2 separate regions of the Homo sapiens genome follow, and region 1 is linked to region 2. A link is an interaction called in ENCODE POLR2A ChIA-PET data of the cell type or tissue named here. Cell type or tissue: endothelial cell of umbilical vein. All regions are shown on one strand. Links, peaks and the distances in the headings refer to the core of each region. The heading gives the core; the rest is flanking DNA.

Evidence for each region. ChIA-PET counts read pairs that join two places held together with the same protein. Peaks named below come from ENCODE experiments on the same cell type or tissue, not always from the same donor. Only the 100,000 strongest peaks of a DNase experiment are listed, where the experiment ranks them.
Region 1: POLR2A ChIA-PET joins it to region 2 with 5 read pairs; 3 of 35 experiments call an interaction of 5 or more read pairs at or near these places.

What each region holds. Positions count from the first base shown.
Region 1 is chr3:177,535,439-177,550,568 of GRCh38, forward strand. It overlaps LINC00578 (long intergenic non-protein coding RNA 578), which reads left to right. Exons shown (of 4, transcript NR_047568.1): 2 at 3,957-4,055. Among named protein-coding and RNA genes, the nearest start is that of LINC00578, 100 kb to the left of the region's middle. In endothelial cell of umbilical vein, for the core only: no CTCF peak of the experiment used is centred there; no DNase peak of the experiment used is centred there.
Region 2 is chr3:177,426,051-177,441,180 of GRCh38, forward strand. No RefSeq gene overlaps it. Among named protein-coding and RNA genes, the nearest start is that of LINC00578, 8.3 kb to the right of the region's middle. In endothelial cell of umbilical vein, for the core only: no CTCF peak of the experiment used is centred there; a DNase peak (open chromatin) is centred at 5,991.

The sequences.
Region 1 (15,130 bases), core at 8,174-10,673, 110 kb after region 2:
AGCCTGAGACAGGAGTCTGGTATACATGATTCATTAAGCAGGTGCCCACAGGAGAAGGGGAGTGAGGGAAGTACGAGGTCAGGGGAAGAAGGGTAAGAAGGATGCGTTTTCGGCTGGAGCCTAGCGTTATCTTGGACTTCTAGGGAGCTTTGGATAGCAAATTGCACCATCAAGTTGGTGGCCCTTTAATGCAAGGGGTCAGCTTTGTGTCTGAGGTAGTCAGTCATTGGCCACTGGCCTAACTTCCAAGGTGAGGCAGGCCCATTAGGCAGGATGCAATTCTTCTGCAATGGATACAGCTGTGTGCCTTTTGCAGACCACAGCCACAGAAGCTGGGAGCTGGGCATGTTGACCTGGTGAGAGAAATATGAACAGGTACCGGAGCATCCACTATGCTCATGGAATAACCCAGGCATGTAGTGTTGACAGTTTGTGTCCTATCCAAATTATGCTGAGGAAAAGGGTTATTGGGGTGGCATTGAAATTCTTAGCAGTAGAACAAACACAGGTTTTAGAGCAGACTGTGACAGCTGGAAACAACCAGCCCAATAGAATACAAATTCCCTGGCTGCTGGCAGTGAGGGGCCGAGGTACCTGCGGGACTCAGAACTCAGGGGGGCTTGCCCCTTCTCTCCTGTTCTTGAAGTGCTGGCTGGAAAAGGGATCATTATTGTTTGGGGATTTGGGAATTCTCTAATGTTTTGGGGTACGGGAAATTGAGGATGAAACAGGTCATCTAGAGGTTCAGCTTTTCCGTGGCCTGTGATGGTGGTGGTGCTGGGAGAGTCAAGTGAAGGTGGGAGGAAGGAAGATGGAGCTCAGCATGTGGACTTGGCCAGCCTCATCTTTGTCCTCCTAACCAGAGGCCTAAATTGCTGTTCACCCTGAGTCCAGCCGCTGGCCACTTACAACTTCATGGCCTGGGGCAAGTTGCTTAACCTTTCTGTGCCTCTCTTCATCAACAAAAGAAGGCTTATAGTACTGAATTTATGGTTACTGTGAAGACTCTATAAAATATTTAAAATTTTTTTGCATGTAGTCAGTGCCAATACATTGCATTATTATGATATATTATTATTATTAGATACTAATGGTTTTTCTTAGCAGTGAAAAACTTTAAATCTCTCTTCCTCTCTTTCCTTCTCTTTTTCTATAAATCACATGCTTTGAGTACATTCAGATTATAGTTTAATATATAAACATAAGGGAAATTTTAAAAAGGGCAGAGAACTCAGAAAGTCATGAAAGAACAGCTATTCAACATATATTTTTCCACATGTGTTATTACCATTCAGTATGGTGGTTTTCTTTTACTCTGCACAATTGCATTTGTGAAACTAATTTGGGAGTAGTCAGAGGCCAGGAGATGAAACAGAGTTGAAGTAAAATCTCATTAGTTACCATGTAAGGGGCTGGCAAAATTTGACTTGAATTAGCCAGGTTAAAATGAGCTCGTATTTTAATAAACTAACAATAAGACTGTCTAGGCAGTTGAGGAGTGGGAATTGTTTTGAATTACATACTACTCGGGGAAAAAGATCTGTGATCAGAATAACAAGGTTTTACTGTACACTGCATATTGTATGAATTCTGCTGTCTCTTTGTGTCTTGAGTCTTTTATGATTGTCATGCCATTCTGGGAGCCACTCACTCAGTCTTTTGTGTCATTCTATTGTCAGCCATAATGAAATAATTGGGATGACAATTATTTGCTTGTTTAGTTTCAAAAGTTTTCTGTGTTCAATATCTTCTATTGTTTGCCTCATGGTACCATGATGTGATATATCATTCCTGCCCAGATTCCAAGAATAAAAAACATGCATTTTTTTTTTCCGGGAGAAGTGTCCCCTTAAGCACAATATTTAATGGCCATATATTAAAAGTGCTATAGTGAGCATATATTTAATAAAATAATTGCAGCCATCCATAACTCAAATAACTGTAACATACCAAGATGGTAGATGAGGTCACAGTCTACCATGGGAGTTCAGCAGTCTAATTTTATAAACCCCAAATCAAAATAGATAGATTGACAATGAGAGAGAGAATGTTTGAGACTGGACTTGTTAGAAAATACAGGAACTAGTCAGCTTGAAATATAACAGTATAAATTATACCTTGCCCACTTTAGTGATTCAAATGGCATGTATTTTTATTGTGAAGACTGCGTAACTTTGGTTCCCTCTTCCTCCCGAACCCTGCTCAAAGATTTTAGGGAATTAACTAAGGTTTCAGTAGTGAAGCTTTGGATCAGCACAGGGGCAGTTGTCACCATTACTCTACTTTATAATCTTGTGGGGAGGGAGCTTAACCAGGACTATCATCTCAGCCTGGGATGACATGCTTTGAAAGTGCTCCAGTGTCACTTTGAGGAGGGTGGCCACCTGCAACCCAGACTAAGCAGTGTAGTTGCATTACTAAGAGGTGTGTTTGGAAGTCAGACAAACTTGCCTTCAAATACAGACACTTGCTTGTTACTTAACTTTTCTGAGTCTCCTCATTTGTAAAAAAAAAAAAAAAAAAAAACAAAAAAACACAAACAAACACCACCAAAAAACCAAAGAAAAAAAAGTAGGAGAGTGAGAATAATAGTTCTTGCCTTAAAGAGTTATTGTGAGAATCAAATGGGACAATGCAGGTAAAGACATTTAGCCTAGAGCCTTGTACCGAATATGCACATTTTAAATAGTAGCTTTCTATTATTTTGTGATTCTTCCCGCCCCTGCTGCATTCCCCAATGCCTCATCTACCAGCAATTTGTGTGCACACTCAGGGTCAGCAATTCTTGGCTTGGGATTGCAAAGAAGGGAAGTACAGCCCTTTTCTGCTGGCTTTGCCTGGGTTGACCTCCCAGCTTTGCTCCTTGGCCTGATTCAGGGTTGGCAGGCATAGATGGAAAAGAGCCATTGGTTGTTAGAATCGTCCAGCAGGAGATGAAGGGAGATCTCACCCTGCATTTTGTGTCTAAAACAATTGCTTAAATTTGTCATCTTAGGGACACATGTACATAGGTAAACACACGCATATACTGTACACATCCATGTGTACAGCTCAGATATTGTCTATAGGAGAACAAAATGTCTTGATGAAAATGAGTAATTCAGCTAATCACCCAGATGTTTTAGCTATATGTTGCCACACAGCTGGGTGATCTGAAACAGCTATCTGTTTGGTGACTTGCAGATAAAACATAGATAATAGAATCTCCCTCTTTTCCTCCAGTTTTTTGGCATCACTTAGATATAATCTAAATGATATGGCAACATATGGGAAAATCTCTCACATTCAAAAGCATGCAAGCAGCTAGCTAACGCTTTCTACTAAAAACTTTGCTTATAGGTATTTTGATGAATCTAGAATTCTCACAAAGCACATCATTTGAAAGAAATACGGCAGCAAAACAAACTGCTGCATTCAAAGCAGGGGTATTGAAAAGTGTCAGGCAAACATTTTTAACCTTGTGTTTGTGCTCGGTCTGGTCAAAATAGAATATATTTCCTTTTATGGAAGTGGTTTAAAAAGGGGTAAGAGACAAGATTTAGTGTTTGCAGGAAATCCTTTAGTTGTTTAAAAAGCTTCAAGGGTTCCATCTTTGGCATCCAGGTATTATTCTCATTAAGTTAGCATTTTAGGTTTCTGAAGTGTTTGGTTCAAGTGAAAAAGATTAATGTTATGCTTTGAAATTGATTACTATGGAAAGTCTTTGTACATTTGACTGTAAAGCAGAAATCAACTTGGACAGGAAGCAAAGCGGATGAACAGGAAGCTAAAGTAAATACCACAGTGACACGTGAGGGGTGGAAGGTGGTTAGTTTATTTTTTAAAGAGTTTTCAGACCATCAGTACATACGTTTCAGTTTCTAGATCCAAATCTCTAAGTGCTTTTCTCCAACTGGTGGGATGATTGAAATTAGAGAGTAAGACGAGAATTCACTGTGCTGGATTTTTCATTCCAGGTGCAGAGCTTTAAAGGATTATGGAGTCTGAAGACCAAATGGGATGATGGAGAACAGCTATTCAGTGGTACAAATGTAAATGCTCCCAGGCCCGGGCAGGTAATTTAAGTGAGTGAAGCAGGGCAAAGTGTAATTGTGTAAGCAGACATTTGCTGACTCCACATACCACTAGGGAACTATACTTTCCCCTGGCAGAAAGACAATCAGCTCCAGCCTATTATTGCGTACAGTAAGGCTAACCAAAGTGAGGGGCTACTCTAACTTTTCAGGAAAATCCAGCAGTCTTGATTTTTATGTAGTTTCCAAAATGTTTTTGTTATGGTTCATTTGGAGAGCAGCCTTTTGATCTCCAGTTTGCTACTTTTAATCTAGTCTAATCACACATCTTGCAGTTGTAGAAACCAGACCCAGAGAAGCTGAGCACCTTGCTTAAAGTCCTGCAGCAAAGGATAACACTGGGGCTCAAACCCAGTTCTCCTCCATCTTCTTCTCTGGCATTACCCTTCCACTGAGAGCACAGCATCCCGCCCACAGTGGGCTTCAGCAGGCTTTGTTAGAGGAAACCCATGGATTTTTGAAGGTTTTAATAAGTTAATGAAACTCTTTAATTAAATTAAGTAATTTAATTAAGGTGCTCTCCTGACTTTTTCCCTAAGATAATTATTTACTCAACCAATGTTTGTCATTGGTGCCTCTTTTAAAATGTTGTGTAACATTTTCATTGTTCTTTCATTCAGTTCAAGTTACTTTTCTTCATCTCTATATTTAATATATCCTCTTTGTTGATCAATGCTTCCAAATTCTCTTTACTTCACATATATCATTTGTCTAATTTCTGTGTTTGACTTTTTAAACTCAGTCACTCAGGGTCTGAAAGTGTCTTTAACTGGATCTATCTGTATTATATATTGCTATGCATTCATTGGAGGGAATAAAATACAAATTTGTAAATCTGAACATTATACTACATGGGGCCAATGGAGAGAGTCCATTTTACATGAAGAATGCCACTACTTTATCCCTAGAGAGTATGAGGAAGAGTTTCACCCATCTTTAGCCTCAGATCTTAGATTCAGTGCTTGTAAGAGAAGAAGCACTTATTCAAAGAAGCAGGTATATATACTCTGGTTGTGAATTCTTTCTGTGATTTCAAACAATATTTGGAAAAACTCATTTCTGAAGGCCTAAGGTGCAGGGAGACGAAAACTACTCTTGCGAGGATACAGTTGGTAACACCCATGAGGGTTCCATTTGCATCGACTCTTAGCCATAGCTGCACCATAGCACCAAATTAGGTAGGGACTGTGCTGCTCGTACCTTTGGGCTCAATGGAAAACTGTCCTATGATTCTGTTACTAATCATCTCCTACATTTGAGTGGCACTTTAATTCCCAAGACATTTCACATATTACTTTTGCCATTTTACAATGAGGAAACTGAGGCTCAGAAAGGGCAAATGACTTGCTCCTTGCCTCACAGCTGTGTTGAGGAAGAGGTGGACTAGAACTTCATGAATCCTTCTCTTCTCTTCTCTTCTTTCTCTTCTCTCTCTTCTTTCTTTCTTTCTTTCTTTCTTTCTTTCTTTCTTTCTTTCCTTCTCTTTCTTTCTTTCATTTTTTTGGAGACAGAGTTTCGCTCTTCTCACCCAGTTTGGAGTGCAATGGTGCAATCTCGGCTCACTGCAACCTCCACCTTCTGGGTTCAAGCGATTCTCCTGCCTCAGCCTCCTGAGTAGCTGGGACCAGAGATGCACACCACCACACCCAGCTAATTTAGGTATTTTTAGTAGAGACGGGGTTTCACTATGTTGGCCAGGCTGGTGGTCTCAAACCCCCGAACTCAGGTGATCCACCTGCCTTGGGCTCCCAATGTGCTGGGATTACAGGCATGAGCCACCATGCCTGGCCGATCCCCCTGCTCTTTCTACTGAGTACTATCTTAGCTTTATGGCTGTTCCAGCTAGCCCCCATATCATAGTCATGTTCACTATTAGATGACCTGCTGGGATAATTTTGCACATTCTCCTGCCCAGCAACACCCTGGTTGGTTGCTGCAATGAAGACAATGGCTATGCATAGAAGAATTTTAAAATACCAATAGAGGATCTCTAACTCTCTGGCACTCTACTATTTGTACATGAGGGGGCTGTTATTGTAGAAAAGGAAGAAACATTTTCCTGGTTGGGATTTTCATACTGGCAAATTGGCTATTCTGATTTAAATTCATATTGTTACTAATTGGTGTTAGAACTTTTGTTCTGGACTGTGCTTATGCTAAGTAGAGATTTTCCCTCCTTGTTTGATTATGGATTAGTCCACACATTTTTACCTTATGAAAGGAAGAAACAGCTTGTGCCGCCTCGGGAGGAAATATGTCATCTAATAATTAGGCTCTGAGGCACTGGCATCTTGAATACTGACCTGTGGGCAGGCCGTGGAGAGAATCATGGAAAAAGCTGCATTATCCAGGGCTTTTTCCTCAGATAGATTTAAAAAACAAATGTCTTTAGAGCAAAGCACTGAAGGGCGAGAAGCAGCAAACAGGCAGATTATTAAAGCATTTGTCATGAAGTTACAGGTGGGCTCAGGAAGGGTCCCAGTCCTGCAGGCCGGGCTGCCTTGCTGAAAATATCTTGTAAATTATGAGTTGTTCCCCCAAAGAAATCACTAGGCAGGAAAGGGCAAAGTTACTCCCTAGCAACTCTGGTTGCAATAGTTTCTGAACTATAGTTTCAGAAATCTGTCAAGGCAAGGGTCAGTTACACATGGGAGGCTGAATTTTTGTATTGGAAGACTAGGTGTTTAGGATTACAGCAGTGATCATTCCTGGAGCATGTGTATTTACACTTCTGTTTCAAAGAATGAGAAATACACACTTATAATGTCGGTGCTTTTTCTCATCTAAAAAAATGATGAAGTATGTCCTCTTGCATTTACAGATTCACTGTTTATCTTTAGTCTCATTAACTTATGCTGTAGTTCAATTCATTTTGTTTCTATTCATTTCATATAGAAATGCACTGAAATTTTGCTTCAATCTTTGTACAGTATTTGGCCAAACTCTCTATTTGGCTTTAGTTTTGGCCATAGCCTTTAAAGGCTGAGTAAACAAATGTCCCACTTCTGCGTTATTGATGGTATCTCTGAACCTGAGATGATCAATGACAGCCTGATCGTATTATTTATCATCATGCATAATTGGCATAAAAAATTAGTAAGAGGAACAAAGCATGCCCATCTGAATAATTACATTAAAATACAGGTAAAAACATTCTATATGTAATATGCTTTATATATTGAAATTCTCTGTCCATTTAAAATTTAAAATACATAAAAAAGTATGTTTATTATTGCAAGAGTACAATATTGCAATTATGAATGGGGATTATGAATGTAGTTAATTTTATAAACAAAACAATTAAGAAACTTCAAGTAAATAAGACTACAGGTTGACAGTTAATATTGATATTAATAGAGAGTACCTTAGCTACATAGCTTTCAGGATGATTATATCTTTTTTAAGCCAGCAAATGCTCATACACAAATTACTTATACAGAAGAACATTACAATGGAGATTGCATTATATCATAATTACCATCTTTGTAAAACTGTTGCATTTGAAAAATTAAGCAAAATAAAAGTTTAAGAATAATATTTGCTTATTATTTAACTTAATTGTGAATTTTCCATTATATTCAGAAAATTCTTCACAGAGATATTGTTATTGCTATCATTATTATTTACTATGATGCCAAACTTTAAAAATATGACTGGTAAGCTGAATGTGGTGGCTCATACCTCTAGGCACAGCACTTTGGAAGACAGGCAGATCACCTGAGGCCAGGAGTTCGAAACCAGCCTGGTCAACATGGTGAAACCCTGACTCTACTAAAAATACAAAAATTAGCCTGGTGTGGGGGTGCACGCCTGTAGTCCCAGCTACTCAGGAGGCTGAAGCAATAGAATCACTTGAACCCAGGAGGCAGAGGTTGGCGTGAACCAAGATCAGGCCACTGCACTTCAGCCTGGGCAACAGAGTAAGACTCTGTCTCAAAAAATAATAATAATAATAATAAAAGACTGATAGCACTTTTTAAAAGTCAGGTTTAATGACGAATAGTTTATATATGGTGAAAGTCACCCTCTGTAGGCCTACAATTTTTAGCTTTGACAAAGGTAAACAATTGATTTCATAATTGATCATAATCAAAGTATAGGATTTTCCTGTATTAGTTTGCTAGGGCTGCCATAACAAAGTACCCCAAACGGTGTGGCTTAGACTACAGAAATTTATTTTCTCACAGTTCTGGAGGCTGGAGTGTCCAAGATTAAGTTGCAGGCAGGCTCGGTTTCTCCTGTGGCCTCCCTTCTTGGCTGTGTCTTCACTTAGTCTTTCCTCTGTGTGTGCACATATATGGTGTCTCTCTGTCCAGGTTTCCTCCTCTCATAAGGATACCAGTCAGATTGTGTTAGGCCCACCTACAGACCTCATTTTAACTCAATTATCTCTTTAAAGATCCTATCTCCAAATACAGTCCCATTCTGAACTACTGGGGGTTAGGGCTTCAACACATGAATTGAGGTGGGGTTGCAGGGGCGGACAAAATTGAGCCTATAACAATTTCTATCACCCCCATAAGTCCTCTCATGCCCCTTTGCAGTCCATCCCCTTCTCCGATGTCAGCCTCTGGCAACACTGGCCTATTTCTTGTGCCTATAGTTTTGCTTTTTCTAGACTGTCATGTAAATGAAATCTTACAGCCCTCTCCTGAGGGATGCCTGCTTGCTGCATGGAGGTGGTAGCACCGTCCTGGTGCAGGCACCACCCTGGTGTAGGACCAATTACATGGAAGTGGCAAGTCTAAACTCCAAAGTTGTCAGTGCCCTCAGAGTCAGTGTGGTTGCGAGCTGGACACCTACAAACTCTCACCAGGAGCAGCTGTACTAACCAAGCCAAATCCCTGTTACCCTGGGCAAAGCATCCCTGCAAGGGAGCAAAAGCAACAACAATCCATTTGGTGGGTGAGATGGATTCACTGGTACTGATCCAGGCAGGGAAAGCCAAATGGCCGCCCCTTCTACCCTGGGCACCCGACTCCCCAGTGCCTGGAGGCCTGGGTCAGCCCCTTTGGCTGCCCTTTTCTAGACCATGGATGTCGTCCCCCTTATGCTAGGCCTTTCTTCAGATGGTTTACAAGACAATTGATGAAGTCACCACTTTAATAACATTCATGGCCATTGCCAGTTGTATACTACTCATAATGTGGCAGGCATTAGATTAAATGTTTTAGGTAAGTTGTAGAGAATCCCCATAATAACATAGTTAATTATTCTCTTTATTCAGCTGGGCCTTCTTAAAAATGAGATGTAAGTGTTTCTACAATTTGGGGATACATAAGTGGATGTTTAAAGGGCTTAAGGTATTTGCCAAGCTCCTACATCCTTCTTAAATTTAAACTTATTTTCTGGTACCAACACTCTAGTGTGGTGATTAGACTTCCTAAATTTTCTCCTGTTTGCTTGGTCTTTTTCTGAGACGGAGTTGTTCTTTCTCGTTGCCTAGGCTGGAGTGCAGTGGCGCCATCTTTGCTCACTGCAACCTTTACCTCCTGGGTTCAAGCAATCCTCCCACCGCAGCCTCCATAGTAGCTGGGACTACAGGAGTCTGCCACCATGACTGGGTAATTTTTTTGTATTTTTATTAGAGATGGGCTTTCACCATATTGGCCAGACTGGTCTCGAATTCCTGACCTCAGGTGACCTGCCCGCCTCAGCCTCCCAAAATGTTGGGATTACAGGCATAAGCCACTGGACCCAGCCTTGTTTGTTTAATGGGACAACAGGAAAATCCTCATCATGAGCTCTTGCCACCCCTACCCTGAACAGAGATCCAGTTGCCCTGTGACTACAGTAAGGAAGAGGTTAGAAGATGAGATGATCATGACAAATAATAACCATAAAATCATTTCCCTTCTCTTTTCTAGAACACATTACAACTAGCAAAATATTTTTAAATTCGTGGCCTCATTTGATCCTGTCAGCATAGCTATTTTTGCTCTTTCCTGTCTAAAGGAAACCCTTTAGTATGGGTTCATAGAAACACAGTCCTGTAGAATTGGAAGATACCAGATAAATTATTTTTTTCTTTAAAGTCTTAACATTACAGAGAGAAATTCTTAGCCCAGAGGCCATGGAATTAATGAAATTCTTTTTTTACAAATGAGGAAGCCGAGGCCAGGAAAATTTTGGTAACTTGATCAGTCACAGAAATGGATTCCTGGTTGCCTGATTCTCAATGTACTGTTCGTCCCATGCTTCCACCTGCCTTCAGACATAGAGTCAGGTTAGGGCCCAGCGTGATGGCTCATGCCTGTAATCCCAGCATCCTGGATAGGCCGAGGTGGGCGGATCACCTGAGGCGGGGAGATCGAGACCAGCCTCACCAACATGAAGAAACCCTGTCTCTACTAAAAATACAAAATCAGCCAGGCAGGGTGGCGCATGCCTGTAATTCCAGCTATTTGGGAGGCTGAGACAATAGAATCACTTGAACCCGGGAGGCAGAGGTTGTGGTGAGCCAAGATCACACCATTGCACTCCAGCCTGGGCAACAAAAGTGGAAACTCTGTCTCAAAAAAAAAAAAAAAAAAGAGGTTAGATTCCCACCATTTTTTTTTCTGGCCTAAGTCACATTTGACATATGGGATTCATTTTATGTTCCAACTCTAATATGTTTGAAGCAGTTACCAAAAGCATTGTGTTGAGCAGGATTTTGAATCTGCATCTGGGCTTAATGGGAACAGTGTCGTACTTGATTACTGACGTTCTGCCATGGATTCAGGTTGGGGAGAGTAGCAGCACCCGAGTCTGCTGCCCTGGGTTAAGGCACTGCCACTCCAGGAGACTTTTGTTTTGTTTTGTTTTAATAGAAACATCTTTTGGAATACTATATCACCATTAACAACTTGTGGTAAATAAATTTTATCAGCAATTAGTAACTACTGGAGATAGGCAAGTTTTGAAGAGAGACAGAAAATACATGGGTCTGACGCTGGACAAATTGTTCATGGGGCAGAGGTAAGTGAGGAGCTGTGGAAATGGTGGGTGAGGGTCTGGGACAGGAGCAGAAACAATTAGACGCAGCATGAGGGCCTCAGATGTCTACAGCAGAGCTATGGCTAGCACCAACAGGCAAAAAGGATTCTGAAATTGGAGGTGGGAAGGCGCTAAGATGACTGACCATACTGGATTTTCTGAGATGCAGGACTTTCAGTTTGAAAACAGACTGTCCTGTGCGAATCAGAAACACTAATCACCCTAAAAGGCACTAGCAAAAATTTTTCATACTTCATTGTTTGTTGTGTCATGCCGTTGGTCAATGTATTAATAAACTATTGGTATAATAAAGCTACAAAACAAACAGCCCCCGAAATCTTAGCGGCTTTCAACCACAAACATTTCTCTTTTTGCTCTGCAAGCCTACTCTGGTTTGGCTGATCGAGACTGGACTCAGCTGGACTCTAGCTTGAGAATTGAATGTAAGTCTCCTCTGCATGCTTCTTCATTCCTCACTCATGTTTTTTCTAGGGCAATTTATTCTTCTAGAAATGGTAAGCACAAGAGGCCAAGGCAAATTTTACAAACACACTGAAAGCCTTGGTTCACATCAAATGCACTAACATTCCGTTGACTTAAGCAAGTCATGTGCCCAGACCCAACATCAGTGGTGTGGAGAAATGTGCACCACTTACTCTGATGCAGTATTATTGCCAGGTTATCTGGTAAAGCGCATGGATGTGTATTCCTTCTATATGGAGGGAGTGAAGAGTGTGAACAATAATCTATAGAGTCAGTAAGTAACTTGAGTGTACAGACTCAGCCAGACATATCTGTGTTTCTCCAGTGTCTGGCATGGTAGGTGTCCCATAACTATTTGGTGAATGAATGAATGAATGCCTCCAAAATAGAATTTCCTGTGATGAAGTGGTACATGTTCCCAGTTTTTAAAAACGTTATTTGGTCCCTCTATCATTAGATATCAGGAACTCCTAAAGGACTGCTGAAAAGCCGATGTCTTGGCTATCAGGAAAGCTTTCCTTCCCCTGACCTCCTATTACCCCTTATTGTCTGTTTTTTTTTTTTTTAATTTTCTTCTACTTCTCGTCTTCTGGCTAGCCAGCAGCTCTTGGAATCCTGGGGGAGTGTGAGAGATGTCCTTGGCCCTTCTCATACCAGGAGGACAAAGTTACCTACCTATTCCAGGGACTGGTGGGAATTGCCTTTTATCTCCCTTTTCCCCTCCAACTCCCTTCCTCAGTACCTCACCCAGTGGTTGGCACATGGCTGGCTGGTGTTCCAAAAATATTTCTTGACTTAAAAGCCAAGCATGTGATTTTAAAACTTTGTGTTGCTGTTTCAGAATTAAATGCAGACGTTACCACCTCCTCTGCTCCTCTGCCCCCATGGTCTTTGTGTGTGTGTGTGCGCGCGCGCGCGCGCGTGTGTGTGTTGTGGATTTGCTGAACTCATTCTAAATGTTTTCCATGATCCTATGCATTACAGCTCTAATTCTGGATACTTTTGAAATTCTTTTCCTAAGCAATGAAAAGGACAGCTAGCGGGGGGAGAAAGATAGAAAAAGTTAGCCAAGTGTTAGAAGAGCCCGCATGGAAGTTGAACCCTCTGTGGCACACAAAGGAATTCAGAAGCCTCTATTTCCTTTAGCAAGAACTCAGGTGTTCTTTTATACTTGAGTTACAAAGTACACCGGAAAGAGTCAAGGCTCGGAGCATTTAAGGTCAAACTTGGCTTTCAGCTCTGAAGACTTCCAAAAAAGAAAGTCTGAGCTTATTGCACAGCAGAAGCCACAGTCTCTTTTCAAGCTAGGAAATTTATTCAGAGGCTCAAAATAAAGCCACTGGATGGAACCAACTGTCCTCTCTGTCCAGCCACTGCACCCTCCTGTTTACTCCTTTTCACACAAAGTTGAAGGAGACAAGTGAACACCAGTCCCTCTCCCTATTCAAAATAGACATGTTCCTGAAGAGTTGGCAGGATAATACATTTTAATATGGAGAAATATATTTTCTCACTGACTTCAACAAAACAGAGGAATATAACTTGCAACAAAAAGGTGGCATCTAGGGCCTGGCATGTTGGCTCACACCTGTAATCCCAACACTTTGGGAGGCTGAGGTGGGCGGATCACGAGGTCAGGAGTTCGAGACCAGCTTGGGCAACATGGTGAAACCCCGTGTCTACTAAAAATACAAAAATTAGCCGTGCGTGGTGGTGCACGCCTGTAATCCCAGCTACTCAGGAGGCTGAGGCAGGAGAATCACTTGAACCTGGGAAGTGGAGGTTACAGTGAGCCAAGATCATGCCACTGCACTCCAACCTGGGTGACAAGAGCAAGACTCCATCTCGGGAAAAAAAGAAAAAAAAAAAGGTGGCATCTAAATGTTATCATACCACATGACAGAATGAGACAAAGAGAGGACACACAATGTTAAATTCATTTAACAAGAACTACTAATTATGGATACTATGGATGCTAATGCACATGCCGTTTTGTGAAATATTGCTAACAGGTGCAAGGTATTAAAACTGTGAGGATGGAGTTGGTGTGGGGTCAGGTCAGGGACTGGACCGCCTTCAGGGATTGGGATTCAGGTGTTTTAGAGTTGTGATTTCTCCATCCCTATGCCTTCTTCCTCTCCTTTTTATTTTCCGGTGTAACAGCCAGGTAAATGGAAAGAAACTCTGCATACTTTTTAGCACTTGTGATCATTTTCACGTCTTCAAACCCTAAGGAGTATAACACACTCCCATCATTAATGATAACTCATTATGACAGTGATTTTTCACTGGAGTGAGTGTCTACGGGAGTGTCTGTGTACTTAGAAAAGCCTTCAGAGTAACGTCCCTGCCCCACCCCACTTGCTAATCACCGTTTGTGACATACATAGGTCATTTACTACTTGTTTTTACTGTCTGGGTCTCTAATTAACTTGGTCAGGCACTCTTTATGCCTCAGTTTCCCCAGTTGTGAAGTGGACATAGTGATACTTTCTTTACCAAAAAGTCTGAAGTGGCGCAGTTCTATTTCCAGACAGCAATTGGAGACGTGTAAGGTGTTATTTGGGTTGTTCCAGTAACTGAGCTTAATGACATGTAACACCCCTGGCCACTCCCAGTAATACCAGTCATATTTCTGGTACTATTGGTATTAGTACTGTTATGAGTGGGGGGGGGGGGGGCTAGGGGTGCTAAATGTCCTACAGTGCATGAGATGGTCTCACCCAATGATAATTTGTCCCACCCAATGATAATTTGTCCCACCCAAAATGAGAAACACAGCAGAGCAATATAAGCATGCTGTGAAAAGTCTAAAATGGTGATGAAAGCAAAGGAGTAATGTTTCTGTGCCATTATGTCTGAGAGTACTGTGGTGGTTCCTTGAAAAGTTGCTGCTTATATTCATAATTGCAAAAATGTGGAACCAGCCCAAATGTCCGCCAATCAATGAGTGGATAAAGAAAATGTGATGGCCAGGTGCGGTGGCTCACGCCTGTAATCTCAGCACTTTGGGAGGCCAAGGCGGGCAGATCACGAGGTCAGGAGTTCGAGAACAGCCTGACCAACATGGTGAAACCTCATCTCTGCTAAAAATACAAAAATTAGCCAAGCGTGGTGGTGTGCACCTGTAATCCCAGCTACTGAGGAGGCTGAAGCAGGAGAATTGCTTGAATCCAGGAGGCAGAGCTTGCAGTGAGCCGAGATTGCGCCACTGCACTCCAGCCTGGGTGACAGAGCGAGACTTCATCTCAAAAAAAAAAAAAAAAAGTGATATATATACACACACACACATACATACACACACACACACACACACAATAGAATACTACTCAGCCATAAAAAGGAATGAAATAATGGCATTTGCAGCAACCTAGATGGAATTGGAGACCATTATTCTAAGTGAAATAATTCAGGAATGGAAAACCAAACATTGTATGTTCTCACCCTTAAGTGGGAGCTAAGCTATGAGGATGCAGAGGCATAAGAATGATATAATGGACTTTGGGGACTCAGGGAAAAGGGTGGGAAGGGGATGAGGGATAAAAGATTATACAGTGGGTACAGTGTACACTGCTTGGGTGATGGCTGCACAAAAG
Region 2 (15,130 bases), core at 4,595-7,094:
AATAAATATTGACTGAATTAGATTAGTCCCAAATGAGCTCTTAGAATAAAAACACTCAAAAATAAAGAATCTCCATTTTTCACAAAGTTTTTACTGTGGTGTGCTGTTGGAGTGAATCACCTTAGTCAAAACAAGCTATTTTGGCAATAAAACCAATGACAGACTTAGGTAAAAACTTCCCCCTCCCCCACATGTTAATACCAGAAACTTAATTCTCTACTCTGTTTTATAATATATATCCATGGCAATAGACTATTAAAATCGCATTCTCAAGTTATAAATACCATAAACCACATTTTCACATGGTGGCCTAGCCACTGTCTTTTGCAACAATTTGGCATGGAATTACAAGTAGCATCCATTAAATTTCATATGCCCTTTAATTTTTTTATCTCTTCATTTGCATGCATGTATTTTATAATCATTCATTCTGGTAATAAAACCCACAGGATCTTAAATTGAACTGAAGTCCCAGATGCTTTAAAAGAATTTATGTTGCATAATTGTACTGGTTGACCTGAAAACAAACAACAACCTATGATTTAAATATTCTGCCCAGGAGCGGAGTCAAACTCTTCCTTAAAATTCTGTGGTTTCTATTGACCGACTTATTGTGAGGGAAAGATTCAGAAAACTAAAGGGACTATAAAAATGACAAAGCAAAGGAAGCAGACAGTAGTGGCTTTCTGAAGATTTTATCATCTAGAACCATATGCATATTTCAAATGAAATATTTGTGAAGCAGCTACAGAGCTTATTCCCCAGTCAGGGAGGGGAGTCAGTGGATTAACACCAATGATTTGTTTATGGAGACAAAGGAAAATAACTCTACTTACTTCAACAGGAATAACCTGAGAAAGCCTAGGCAGGAGAAATGTTTAGTATTTGGAGGAACTTCCCAGGACTTGAATTTGTTGTCCATTTTTATGTAACAAAATACATCCAAACTTAGCAGCTTAAGGCCACAGATATCTTTTTCTGTGGCTCAGGGGCCTGGGAGTATTTTAGCTGGGTTGTTCTGGCTTAAGGTCTCCATGAGGTTGCAGTGAAGCTGTTTGACAGGGCTGCAGTCTCACATGAACACTCAGCTGGGGAATGATCGTTTTCTAACTCACTCACATGGTTGCTGACAGGTTTTAGTTCCTTGCTTGCTGTTGGCTGGAGACTTTAGTTCCTCACTCACCGTGTGTGCCTCTCTGAAGTGGCCTAAGCGTCTTCATGATATGACAGCTGGCTTTCCCCAGAGTGAGTGATTCAAGACAGAAACAGAAAGAAAGAATACCCAAGTCGGAAGTTGCACACTTTTACTAACCCACTGTCAGAAGTGCTGTTATATGGGGTTGGTTATCCAGACCAACCCTGGTACAGCGAGGGAGCGTATAACACGAGGGTATGAATCCTGCAGGTGGGGGTCATTGGTGGGTATCTTAGAGACTGCCTCCCCCAGGGTTGGACTGGGTAGGGACAGTGACTCAGGGCCACAACCTGGAGATGGCTTATAAATCATGCCCTTGTTTGATGAAATGTTAAAGAAAAAGAGGAGAGAGGGCTGAAGTAACAAGGTGGCTCTCAGCTGCCTTCCTTTTCATCTTCTACCCAATGCTACATCTCCACACCTTTTTCTTTGAGCTGTTCCTGGAGAACACCAGAATAATGACTGGAGAGAACCCTTGTTTAGTCATCAGGAGTCATGTGATCTGGGTTTAAATGTGGTTTGACCACGAAAAACTTGGAGGCAGAAGGATGTATTATTAAATGAGTATAGACTTTAGAGTTTAATAAGTTTCACTCAAAGTCAGGCCTCAGCCCTTACTGGATGTGTGATCTTTGGTAAAGCATAGGCAAGCCTTGTGAGGTTGAGTGTGTTTGTACATTTTACCTTTTAGGATAATATTTTACCTTTTAGGCTGGTTGAAGGTTAAATAAAATGCGATTTCCCTTGCTTGTTCCCTGTGGGATATTAAATCATCCCTTCACTTCTCTGGATTGTATCTCAATGGGAAAATGACAATGACAGGGGCTTCTACCCAGTGGGGTCACTGATGTGCTCTCTTTGGGACTCTGAAGTTCTGAGCTATGCCTTAGCAAGCAGATTATGCAATCTGTGCAGGGGGCTGGGCTGGGGATGGACACAAGATCAAACCTACACTATGGTGACGGTGGGGATGGGCAGGGGCAGGATGAAGAGACGGGCTGAGAGCTGGGCTTTTCCTTATGCCTGAAAAACATTTTTTCACAATGTTTAAAGGGAATATAAGAAAGAAATCTGATTGATGGTTGCATATTTTTGGTATTGCAGAAATAAGAGAAATTGTCTAGTAAAAACAATCTTAGATAAAAAACAGTGTTAAATCTCTTTTTCTTCAAATACACGAATGTTAGTCCATGTTTTCAATTTGAGACAATTTTTTTTTTTACGGAGTCTCACTCTGTCGCTCAGGCTGGAGTGCAGTGGTGCGATCTCGGCTCACTGCAACCTTTGCCTCCTGGGTTCAAGCGATTCTCCTGCCTCAGCCTCTTGAGTAGCTGGGACTACAGGCGCCTGCCCACCACGCCCAGCTAATTTTTGTATTTTTAGTAGAGACGGGGTTTCACTATGTTGGCCAGGCTGGTCTTGAACTCCTGACGTCAGGTGATCTGCCTGCCTCGGCCTCCCAAAGTACTGGGATTACAGGCATGGGCCACCATGCCTGGCTGAGACAATTTTTTTTTTGTCGCCCAGGCTGGAGTGCAGTGGTGTGATCTCGCTCACTGCAAACTCTGCCTCCCGGGTTCATGCCATTCTCCTGCCTCAGCCTCCTGAGTAGCTGGGACTACAGGCGCCTCCCACGACGCCTGGCTAATGTTTTGTATTTTTAGTAGAGATGAGGTTTCACCGTGTTAGCCAGGATGGTCTCGATCTCCTGACCTTGTGATCTGCCTGCCTGGGCCTCCCAAAGGACATTTTTTTTTTAAATGACAAGGAATAGAAATCCACTAGCTCAAGTTCAGAAAGGCAGTTGGTGGAGGATGGGGTTAAGTAAACTCAAAGAATCCAACTGGAACTGGGAACTAGAAATCAGAAATGAGGCTATTTTCACTGTCTCTGTGGAGTTTGTTTCTTTAAGTTCTCTCTGGTGCCTTTCTTGACCTACTCTCCCTGCTTGCCCGTCTTGCAGGACACTATAGGCCCCAGCTTTGCATCATAGCCTTTGGGCTCAGTACCCACTACAGCCTATCTTTATGTCCTGTTTGCTCAGATTTGAAGAAAGAGGATCTTACTGGTCAGTGTTTAGAAAGCAAATTGGCTGGCTTTTGCTTATATGTCCATCCTAAAACTGGTTACATGGCAGTTTTCTAGAAGGAACTGCAAGAGAGACAGTCAATAAAATTGCATTTGGGAAATTATTTCACCCAATAATACATGGTGAGTATGTAGAATGAAAGTGGTTATCTGGCTACCTCTTTGCATTTAGGAGGACAAGGGTGGGGGATGGAAAAGTTTGAAGCTCAATGCAGAGGAGCTAATAGACAATAGACAGTCTGTCTCAATTCTAGGGGATACAAATCTGGGGGTGGGGAAAAGAGAAATCTCCTTTTTTCTTGTACCTAAAGTAATGCACATTCTCTAAGTCAGTAGTTCCCAGACCTTGAGAGCTCTTGGAGTAATAGAATTAGAAAAAATCAGGGACTGACATAGGTTGTGGATTTTATATTTTGCCAAGTAAAATATCTTAAGCCCTTCACAATTACTATCTTTTTTTATCATTTCATAAAACAACAAAAAAAGTATTTCCAAAGAAATGCAAAGGACATACAGACTACAGAATAGTTCTCTAAATTAAATAGATTTAGCCTTATGACAAATCAACTATATTGTCCTTATTTACTTCCTCTCACTCCATGCAAACTGTTAAAAATTTCATCACGGGCTGATGCTTGTAGGCTGACTTGTGTGTGGGAACTGTTGCTGTAGTTTATAAGGAGGGACACATAGGTCATAGAAGGTTAGAGTAAGTCATCTAGTGACAAGATGAAAAAAACTGAGCCGTATTTGATCATTCATTCATTAGACAAATATGTGTTGAGTACCACTATGTGGTTCATAGATATTTAATAACTTATTTAAGAATACTAATTAATTTTTGTTAGTTAATTGCAGGATTGGGCAAAAAATTAGTAATCTTTCTTCTTATGCCTTTCAAATTGGATGGATATGGGGAGATTAAACCCAATTATTAAACATGCTGGAGCAAGACTTTTAAAAACAGGGGTCAGATCCAAACTAAACCTCCAGAAAAAAAGTTGAACTATCCATAACCATTCAAATGTAAAGAAATTGCATTTGCCAATGTCCTGAGATGTAAAAACCGGAATCATTTTGATGAAGTGAAATCTTTAATTTAAAATTTCTTTTACTTTTTAATCTTCGGTTAACACTACTTATATAAATGCATATATGTGGAAACCCTTTTTATTTCAAGGAAGAGTGCTTATATAGCTGTGTTTTTGTACAGAATCATTTCCCCCCTCATTCTTCAGGGCACTGTATCATTTATGTGAGTGTCTGGAAATTTCCTAATTCTTAAGATTTCTGATCATGACCACATTTCATTCAGGTGGTGCTCCTCTTCAGATAAAAAAGTTTGAATAAAACCTTTATCTTTGTTTGACAGAGAGAAAAAGTAAAGGCAGAGTGTCCCAATTCTCTCAGTTTCCATTAACTTTAAACGGAAGCTTTGCCTGTGGAAAGGAAGATAGTCTGATGGCAAGGAGACTGAGGAGATTAAGTGGCTTTCACACCACCATGTAGGATGTCATTCACTGAATACCTAGATAACCTGATTTCCAGATCCACACTGAGCTATCTGCTCCACTCCATGCTGTCAGTAAGGGTCCTGATTTACTCTGGGACCTTTGCCTACCTTCCAGTTGAGTTACAGGGCAAGCGATTTGCACTTTAATGTAGTTGCAAAGTCGGTGAACGTCGTTCCTCTGTGTTCCATTCCCATTGCTAAATGTCATTCATATGTTTCTGGGCCATTTCCCCCCTCTTAAATGCATTTATAGGATTGAAGAATTTACATGAAACTATGTTTGGCTTTAAATGATGAGGAATTTAGTAAATGCAGAAAAAAACCATAAGCACAATGAAAAATCACCAGTAACCCCATTTCCCAAAGCAAACCACTGTTAGCACTTTGGCATATAGCCTTTTCCTACCCTGTAAAATAGAAAAAAAAAAAGATGTTATTTAGAACAGCAGTGACTAAAGAAGCATCTGCATTCTGGAGGAGTGGCATAATTCATCTCGGGTGCGTTTTTTTGTGTGTTTTTTTTTTTTTTTTTTTTTTTTTCAGGCCAGCAATTACTCAGGAGTAATTCTGAATATGGACAACAGAATCCAGATAAACCTCATATTTGAAAAGCCAAATTTAAGACTTGACACATACATCCAAAGATAGGTATTAATCCACAGTTTGCAAGAAGTAAGAATTAGCACCCTATACAAGAAACAAAAAAGGAGAAACAATAATTCAGTCAAATTGTGGCATTGTATCTATTTACGCACAGCAACAACTACCTCTGTTTATTGTCATGCTCATTCAGGTTATAAGAGTGTTACTGCTTTTTGGCTTTACATCTTGTAATACAGTGGTTCCCCACCACCCCCTCCATTGTGATCAAGGACTGAAGCGGCGGGGGGGAAGAGAGAGACTTAGTGAGCCATGACACAATTAAGATTTTGCATTGTAATGTCTCTCTGGTTTGTTGTGTTTTGTCAAAGACATGCCTGGTATCTATTGTTTTTATTATTTCCAGCTGTCCTAATTATTTCTCTCATTTGATTTTAATTCAGCTTTCAAAGAGGAGCTGGCTTGCCAGGTGGTTACTATTTTTTCTAAACTCTTTCAGCTCTAATTAAAAAAGACGTCCAAAGAAAGTCATTATTTCAGCATTTACTTGTAACATATTTATGACCCCATTGAAGAGGGAGTCACGTGTTCTCAGGCTGATTTCTATTGTTTGCACTGCACTCAGGCTCAAGGAGATAAGAAATAGGCACAGCCTTCGGAATGAGTGTGAATTTCTTCTTAAAGGAAAAAAAAAGCTGCTTTCTTCACTGGAAAGAAATAAAACGTTGTAATAAGGCAAATGTCGCATATAAATACCCTTAAAAAAGTAGTCCAAATTAAGATTCATTGCTGCTTAAACTTTTAGTTTTCATGAGCTAGGTTTATTTGTGTTAGATTTTAATAACTGAAATACTAAAGTTGGTGAAAAAGGATATAAAAGGCTGGATCTAGGGACAAAGGGGAACATGAGGCCAAGTTCAGCTCCTTAGGGTTTGTTGGGCCATTTATTGATTTATTTATCTTTGGGAAGTGAAACAAATAAGTAAATTTTCTCATTATTAATTAACAGGTCAATTATCATCTGCTCTGCAGTTTCCTTTGGGAGAGGCAGAGCCCTGCATTCACAGATGTTTTCCCATCTTTACTCCATCAACCTTCTCCCCAACTTGCCTCATTGCCGAAGGGTAATCTCAGTCCCATCTGGATCTATCCTCTTCACCCTTGCCATGTGCCCCCGATGCCTCTTCACTAACTTCCTTGGCTATCCTGTCACATCTAGGCACCACCACCTTTCACTCCTCCTAATGTCTTTTTTTTTTTTTTTTTTTTTGTGAGACAGAGTCTTGCTCTGTTGCCCAGACTGGAGTGCAGTGGTACAATCTTTGCTCACTGCAACTTTCGCCTCCCAGGTTCAAGCAATTCTCATGCCTCAGCCTCCCGGGTAGCTGGGACTATGGGCATGCACTATCATGCCTGGCTAATTTTTGTATTTTAGTAGAGACTGGGTTTCACCATGTTGCCCAGGCTGGTCTTGAACTCCTGAGTTCAGGCAATCCACCTGCTTCGGCCTCCCAAAGTGCAGGGATTACAGGCCTGAGCCACCACACCTGGCCACTCCTCCTAATTTCAAGTCTGATTGCTCAGTGGTGAAGGAGACACAAATGTTACTACAGACAGTCCCAGGCTCACAATGGTTCAACTTCACAATATTTTCGACTTAGGATGGGTTTATCAGGATGGAACCCCATAGTAAGTAGAGGAACATCTGTACCTTGAAAGTTGGACTTATGGGGTCTCCCAGAGGCCTTGGTATACTCAAATATTTCACAATATAGTCAGCAGCCTGTGCTGCCCCAGGGAGGGTGGGCTCCCGTATAGGCATCTGCATTGCTCCCGTTAACTTCGTTAGAAGCATCTACCAATTTGTGCTGAGCACATGAAAGAGCTGGTGAAATTCCTTGATGCTCTCAGCCTGCTTTAATGCACACGTATTAAAATTACTTAGCAACAGGGAATCATGTCAAGATGGAGGCCCGCTGAGCCATGGTGTTATTTTTTTGTAAAATGGGGGCTCTGAGAGATGGGGCGGATGTGAGGGTTCAATAGTATATGTTTCAAAGCAGGCTTCAATAGATAGAAGATCCTGTCCCTTCCACCCCCAGGTAGGTATTCCAACCTCAAATTATTTCTCTAGGGTAGGTCAGTGGAAAGTGTGGGTAGAGTCCTTGGGTATTGTAGTGTTGTTACTTGAGGCTATATGTGTCCCTGCTAGACTCATCCTTGCAAATGGAAGTCACGACTTACGAATAACTTCCAAAGTGTTCTAGGAATGCTTGGGCTAAGACAGTCATTTAAACTTTTAAAAAAGAAACCTAGACTGAGCGCGGTGGCTCACGCCTGTAATCTCAGCACTTTGGGAGGCTGAGGCGGGCAGATCATGAGGTCAAGAGATCAAGACCATCCTGGCCAACATGGTGAAATCCCGTCTCTACTAAAAATACAAAAATTAGCTGGGTGTGGTGGTGCACACCTGTAATCCCAGCTGCTCGGGAGGCTGAGGCAGGAGAATCACTTGAACCCAGAAGGTGGAAGTTATAGTGAACAGAGATGGTGCCACTGCACTTCAGCCTGGTGATAGAGTGAGACTCTGTCTCAAAAAAAAAAAAAGAAACCTAAGGCTAGAATTATGGACATGACCTTTTCCCTCTCTTTGAGGAATAGGAGGATAGTTTCTGGAAGAAAGAGCTCAATGCATAAAAACAGTCCTGCACTCAGAATTGTAAAATGTGTGTTTGAACTGGTTCTAGATGTAGTTTTAAATATTAGCCCTGACACAAGTCGAGTACCATTTTTGTCCTTTCACACAGAAAAACACCCAGGCTTATCTGATTCAGGCTCAGCACAGCCACGTGTGCCCAGGCACATCCATGCTTCCCATCAGTCATAGCCAGCGGCAGGCTGCTCCCCTCGTGAGCAGTGGCCCAGGCCAACCACCTCACCTGCTTCCTTTGCTCCACTGTGACCAAGAATGTCTCCATCCTGATTTCTAGGACTCCTCCTTAACCCAGGACTGAGAATCCTACCTGCCCTCCCTTAGCGAGCACCCAGCTAGTGGTTGAGGAGGAGATTAGAGGCAGGTGGTGGTTTCTTGTTGTTCACTTGTAGGAGGACTCGGATTCTCGCTATACTGAACTGGGCACCTCAAAAACTCCATCTCCCTGGCTCCCCAACTCCTGTCATTTGGAAGCAAAGGTCTAATTACCAGAATCTCCAGGTTTCTGGAACTGCCATCCAGAAATGATTCTGGGAGAATATCTTTGTAGCACAGCCTAGATAGAAATAATCGTCTAATCTTGGATTTACATAAAAAGATAATTTTGTACTCCATTGCAATTTCTAAAATAATTTTTAAAAACTGTGCACTTAAAGCTATTTTTTGCATATGTACGTGATAATGGATATGAGGACCTTTACTTAATGCTGTTTTAGGCATATGTGTGTGGTAACAGTACAATGGCTTTTGTGAATAAATTAAAATGTAATTATTTGCTAATAACCTAGAGCAGCTTTCTCACCTCGGGCTTTTCACCCTTTTGTGCCAGCTTAACTTCTGCTCCTCTTCCGGTCCCTTCCTCAAGGAGGCCTTCCCTTACTCTCTGGGCCAGGTGACTTCCCTCTGCCGTGCTTATTATTATTATTATTATTATTATTATTACCTGAGACACAGTCTCGCTCTGTCACCTAGGCTATAGTGCAGTCATGCGATCTCGGCTCACTGCAATCTCCGCCTCCCGGGTTCACGCCATTCTCCTGGCTTAGCCTCCTGAGTAGTGGGGACTACAGGCGCCCCCCATCAAGCCCGGCTAATTTTTTGTATTTTTAGTAAAGACTGGGTTTCGTCATGTTGGCCAGGCTGATCTGGAACTCCTGACCTCAGGTGATCCACCTGCCTCTGCCTCCCAAAGTGCTGGGATCACAGACGTGAGCCACTGCACCTGGCCATGTGCTTATTATTTTAATTTTTACTAATTATTATTAAAGACTTATTAGTGTCAAAGAAGCAGCCAAGAGGCTCCGGGATCATATGGCACACATTTGAGTCTTGGCTGTGTCTCTTATTTGCTTTGTGATGTTGGGTAATTTGTTTCAGTTTTCTGTGTCTCACTTTCCCTACATATAAAATAAAGTAATGAAAGTATATACCTGTAGAGTTGTAGCAAGAACTAAATAAAAAATACTCCAGAAAAATTCACACAGAGCCCGGCACATAGAATACTTCCATAAATGCAAACTATAAAATGTCCTTATTGCCCACTAGACTGAACTGTAAGCTTCATGAGAGGAGGCTTTATGTTTGTCTTGCTCATGACTCTGAAGGGCTGAGAGCCTACTGCTTACTGATTGCTTAAATGATGACTAAAAGAAACACCTTTTCTTGCACTTACCTGGGTCCCTAGACTTCCAGAAATCAAATTTGTTGAGTGAATCTCAACAAGAAGCTATCTAAGGTTGGAAGCTTAATTTAGTCTTATTATTAGTTTTACTCTTTTGTTATTATTTTTATTAATATATTAATGCATCTTTAATATCTTTAAGATAACATCTCGTATCATACCTTTATCATAACTTTCCTGCCCCCTCCCCAGAATCTTATTGATATGTTGTATAAAAGGAATAGTGGCCAGGTGCAGTGGCTCATGCCTGTAATCCCAACACTTTGGGAGGCCAACATAGGTGGATCACTTGAGGTCAGGAGTTCCAGACCAGCTTGGCCAACACTTGGCCAACATGGGGAAACTCTGTCTCTACTAAAAATACAAAAATTAGCTGGGCGTGGTAGTGCGTTCCTGTAATCCCAGCTACTTGGGAGGCTGACGCAGGAGAATCGCTTGAACCTGGGGGCGGAGGTTGTAAGGTTGCAGTGAGCCAGGATGGCACCACTGCACTCCAGCCTGGGCGACAGAGCGAGACTCTGTCTCAAAAAAAAAAAAAAAAAAAAAGAAAAGAAAAGAAAAGAAAATATCTTCAGGAGTTCGAGACCAGCATGTCTAACATAGCAAAATCCCGTCTCAACTAAAAATACTAATATTAGCTGGGCATGGTGGCATCCTAGCTACTCAAGAGGCTGAAGCAGGAGAGTTGCTTGAGCCTGGGAGGTGGAGGTTGCAGTGAGCTGAGATCGCACCACTGCACTCCAGCCTGGGCAATAGGATGAGACTCCAACTCAAAAAAAAAAGAAAAAGTAAAAGAAAAAGAAAATAGATAACACATTATTAATCAAAGTTTATAGTTTACATTAGGGTTCACCTTTGGTATTTATTCTATGGATTTGACAAAAGTATAGTACCATGTATCTTCCATTATAAATACAAAGTTGCATTTCTTTTTCTACTTCTTGGTTCATATCACTCTTAAGAAGTAGTCAGAGCTCTTCCTGGTCACAGCTCTTGAGCCCAATATACCATCTGCCTCCTCCTCCTATTTTAGCCATCTCAAATCTTTTATAGACTCACAGCCTCAAATGTGTTGGCACTGAATAGGACCTTAGGGATCCAAGGCCAGCTCCATCATTTTACAGATGAGAAAATTGAGCCTCAGAAAGGGAAGTAATTGCCCAGCATCCGGAGCTAGTTAATGGAAGGGCTGAGACCAGACCACTGGACTCTTAATTGAGCTCTCCTGCCAATATGCCACACCCCCATTGCTTTGCATTGACATCACTCAACTTTTTAAAAATTTTCTTTAACACATTATAGATCTTCTTTTACTAGAGAACATTAACATTTCCTTTAAGAGATGTTAAACTGACCAGGTTTTCTTGCTTTCTTTTTCTTCTTTTTTCTTACTTAGGGAATCTATTTAGGTTACTCTTTGGGTCTGAATCGGGTCTGTAGAACTGAATTGCTTGGTGAAGTTAGGCCAATATTCAGCTAGAAAATAACCCACATAAGTTGTGCAGTGTTCTGCTCAGACAGTTAGCAATGATGCCCCAAATTCCCAAATCATACAGGGAGCATTGAGATCCAACATTTAGCCTTTCTAAAATGAATTTTAGATAGTCTTTTCCTGGAACAGTCTCTTAAGGATTGCTTTGATAGTTATATGGAAAAAAAGATACAATGCTACTGATTTAAATAGAAGACAGATTAAGAATCTGAAGTGTCATTATATCTTTTAGCAGGCAAACTCACAAATGGAGTAAGTTTCGAAATAGAATTTGCTGATTGAAATGAGTGAGAAACATTTATAACTTTAGTATCAGAGAATGCTCTGGTATAAAAACCTAGGCTATCTTTTAGGGAAGTTACATGTTTCCGCCTTGAGCAGGGTCATCCAACCTCTTCCAAGGCCACATGGTGGCTGATCAGAAGGGACAGGTCATTTCCAGCTCACTCACACATTATACCAAGAAGACATTACATTTATTCATCAACTAAAAATCACTAATAACATGTTATTAAAAAATAGCAATGAAACCCCAAGCAATAAGAAAAAGCGATCTTTGTGTTCAAAGCTTAAGACATGATAAAAGTCATAAATTGCTAAACTTATGTAATATCCATTAAAAAAATTATCTAACTGTCACAGCAGAGACCAATTTTTCACCACGCAAAATGTGACATCATCTCTAAAGGCCCCTGCTACGAGAGGCATTTGCCAGTATTGTGGGTGTATTCTTAAAGGCTAATTAAAAACTTTCAGCCCTTAGGTTTCAACACTACAGTTTTGCTACAGCAAAGTGAGATAGGGAAACTTAAGTCTGATGGGCTATGCCAGATGCCAAGGGGCAAAGTTCCAGGCTCTCTTATAATCCAATTGACACATGCAATATTTATTACAGAGCAGCAGGAGTTCATGATTTCATCAATAGGCTGGCAGATTAGATGATTTTTTTTCAATTGAATAACTGGTCTACAATAATGGAATTCTATATCAGGTGTGGAATAAGCCAGTGGTCTGTTCTTTTATACCTCCAGTTAGTGCAGTAAACAAGGTGCCAGAATGGCGTGCTGTACGGGATGGAAAGAACATGCCCTTTTAATGGTTTCCAATAGTGGTTTTGATAGTTACTTGAGATCATAAAGCAAACATTAAAAGGGCTACCTTTGCCAGATTTCGTGTGCTTGGGTGACGAGAATGTATAGCTATGGCAAAAAAAAAAAAAAATTAAGGCAGCTATAAGGGGGTGGCTCTGTTTCTTTCTTCAGAGTAATGTTAACATTTTCTCCATATTTCCTGAATAATTTGCCCTTAACAAGCTAGGAATGTTGATTCCTACACATACAATTGGAGTGGATGCTGTGTATAAATTCAGGATGCTCTGGTACCTTCAGGTTCTCCCAAAAATCAGGGGAGATACTAAAAATATTTAACTGCTAGTAAGATACAAAATGACCAATCGAATTGGATCCCGGCCAGGATGCTTTACCTGCAGGCAGAATGTAAGCCCTGCCAGGCCTTCTGTTGAGACATCTTGGGATTTGGCGGTTTTCATCTCTGAACCCACCGATGTCGGGAGGATGCTCAGATGACTCCGAATCTGGGAATTGCCCCAGAGTTGCATGTTCATTTCCTGCATATTTTTGTGTTATGGGTTAAAAAAGCATGAACAGCATGGCATTTTAGTAAGAACTCTGGATGAAATGACCACAACAGTTTGCATTCATGTCCCAACTCTGCTACTTGCCAACCGCATGACTGTGAACAGTACACATGCTCTCCCACTTAACTATAGAATGAAGGAATTGGATGAAAATTCTCCTTTGCTCCACAGTTCATTTCAGCTTCACACTCATGCCTGCTTGGAGATAATTAATAAAACCTTCCAGCTTTCTGGCTTGTGAAAGTGCATAGTCTCCTGCCAGTGGAAATTTCTGATTGTTATGCAGTGTCACCCCAGAGATGTACTTGCTTTACCTTCACGAGATCCATATTTCTGCTGGGTGAGTACTATTAGCTAAAAAATTTGTCAGGTGTTCAGTGTTTTCTTCTATCTTACAATCTTCCATATCATGTCACATGAAATTGGCACAATTTCTTAAGTGGGAAACATTAAATGTCTAGGCCTTTAGACCATGCCTCTGAAGGAGAAATGCCACATGGGCAGAAAGTTTTGAAGCAAGTGTGCTGGAGTGAACTGTTGATCTCTTTGCTGTACTGCCAGCCTTATTATGCACATTTTGAAAGAGGAATAAGTTGACTAATTATGTCACTTTTCTTGTGTTTCTTAAAAGTCATTGAGCACAAAAGAACTGGCCTCGATCTATCCATTACTCTAAGCAGTGGCAAGCAAAGACTTCTATCTACTTCTAGTCTCTGCCCAACTGCCATGATGGCCAGCCCTGCTCCAACCCTGCTCCACCAACCCTGCTCCTCCTTGCTACTGCTTTTTACTGAGGGTTAAAAATGTCCATTGCCTGACAATTGTTGTGAGGAAGAAAAACTGTTCCTGCCTTCATCACATGTGGGTAGGTGGACAGGGGCTTGCTTGCCAAGTCCAAATCTTTGTGTGGGGTAAATTACTCCTTACACTGATCGTAAAATAAGCATCTGACATTTCCTGCAAATGCTCTATTTCTTAATACAGAGTTAACCTGCCAAAAACATTGTGTTTATAATCTAAATATTTGGATCATAAGCCAAAAGGGTGGGGGAGTCTGTCTTCCTCCATATTTTGCACAGTGACATGTCTAAAAATGTTAATTATGATAATAATAAATAATCAGAAAAGAATACGTTGGAGGGAAAGTATGAGGAGTCTGGGAGGCTAAATTGCATTAGTTATGAGAATTATTTACGGGAGAAAAATGAAGAGATGCCTCTGGATTGCCCATCCCCTTGCAGATATTTTCCTAGTTTTCATACCCACAAGACATGCTTCATTCTGGGACAGGTGAAAGTGTTGTAAAGACTGATGCCGGGGTATCGGCTGGAACACCACTCAGAAGGTACAAAGCTTCCTGAAGGTCTAGTGGGGATTATGTTTTGTCTGGGAACAGGTTGAAAACCCAGAGCACTGTCTCTGGAGTCAGACGGACTTGGGTTTGGGTCAAGATTCTAACAGTTCTAAGTGGCCTCTCCTAGCCCATTTCCTCATCTCTGTTACAGGGTTAGTAAATGCTTCTGTGTCAAAGGGCTTGTATGAGCGTTGAATGAGATTGTGCACAGAAAATACTTGGCATGATACTTGCATGCAGAAGAACTCAACAAATGTAATGATGGTGGCGAGGATCACTGGAATCTCCCTCCTTTAATTGACAGCTGCGCTGGGCCTTCCCTGATGCTCGGGACCTGGTGCCCGGGGCATGCCTTCTGTTGTGCCTTCACTCCTGCAGAGGCATGCCTGCTTCTTTCGTGGACCATATGTCTCTTTTTCTGAGACAGCCTCAGCTTCAAATATTCTGATCCATTGTTTCCACAAATCAGTGAATTAACAGAGAAGTCCAGTATTTGATATATAGTAACTGAATGACTCAGGTCAATAATACAATAAAAACATGTGTCACCAAAAAATGAGTCACAGGCTGAAGAATTGATACATTAATGGGGACACATGTGTGCATGCTAGCCCACATTCGATACAATGATGTGTGTGAATGTGCTGTTGTTTTAGCTGTAAAGGTGAAGAATATTATACTTTTAAAATCTTGCCACATTAGGGGCAATGCTGAGGTGATGGACTGTAATGGGGTGGCTAAACGGTGACTATTTCTACTTGCTACTGAATGCACTTGGGGAATTTAAAATAAGTTTGAAATTGTTTCAGAGGGTCAGAATTATTTTCGTTAAAATTT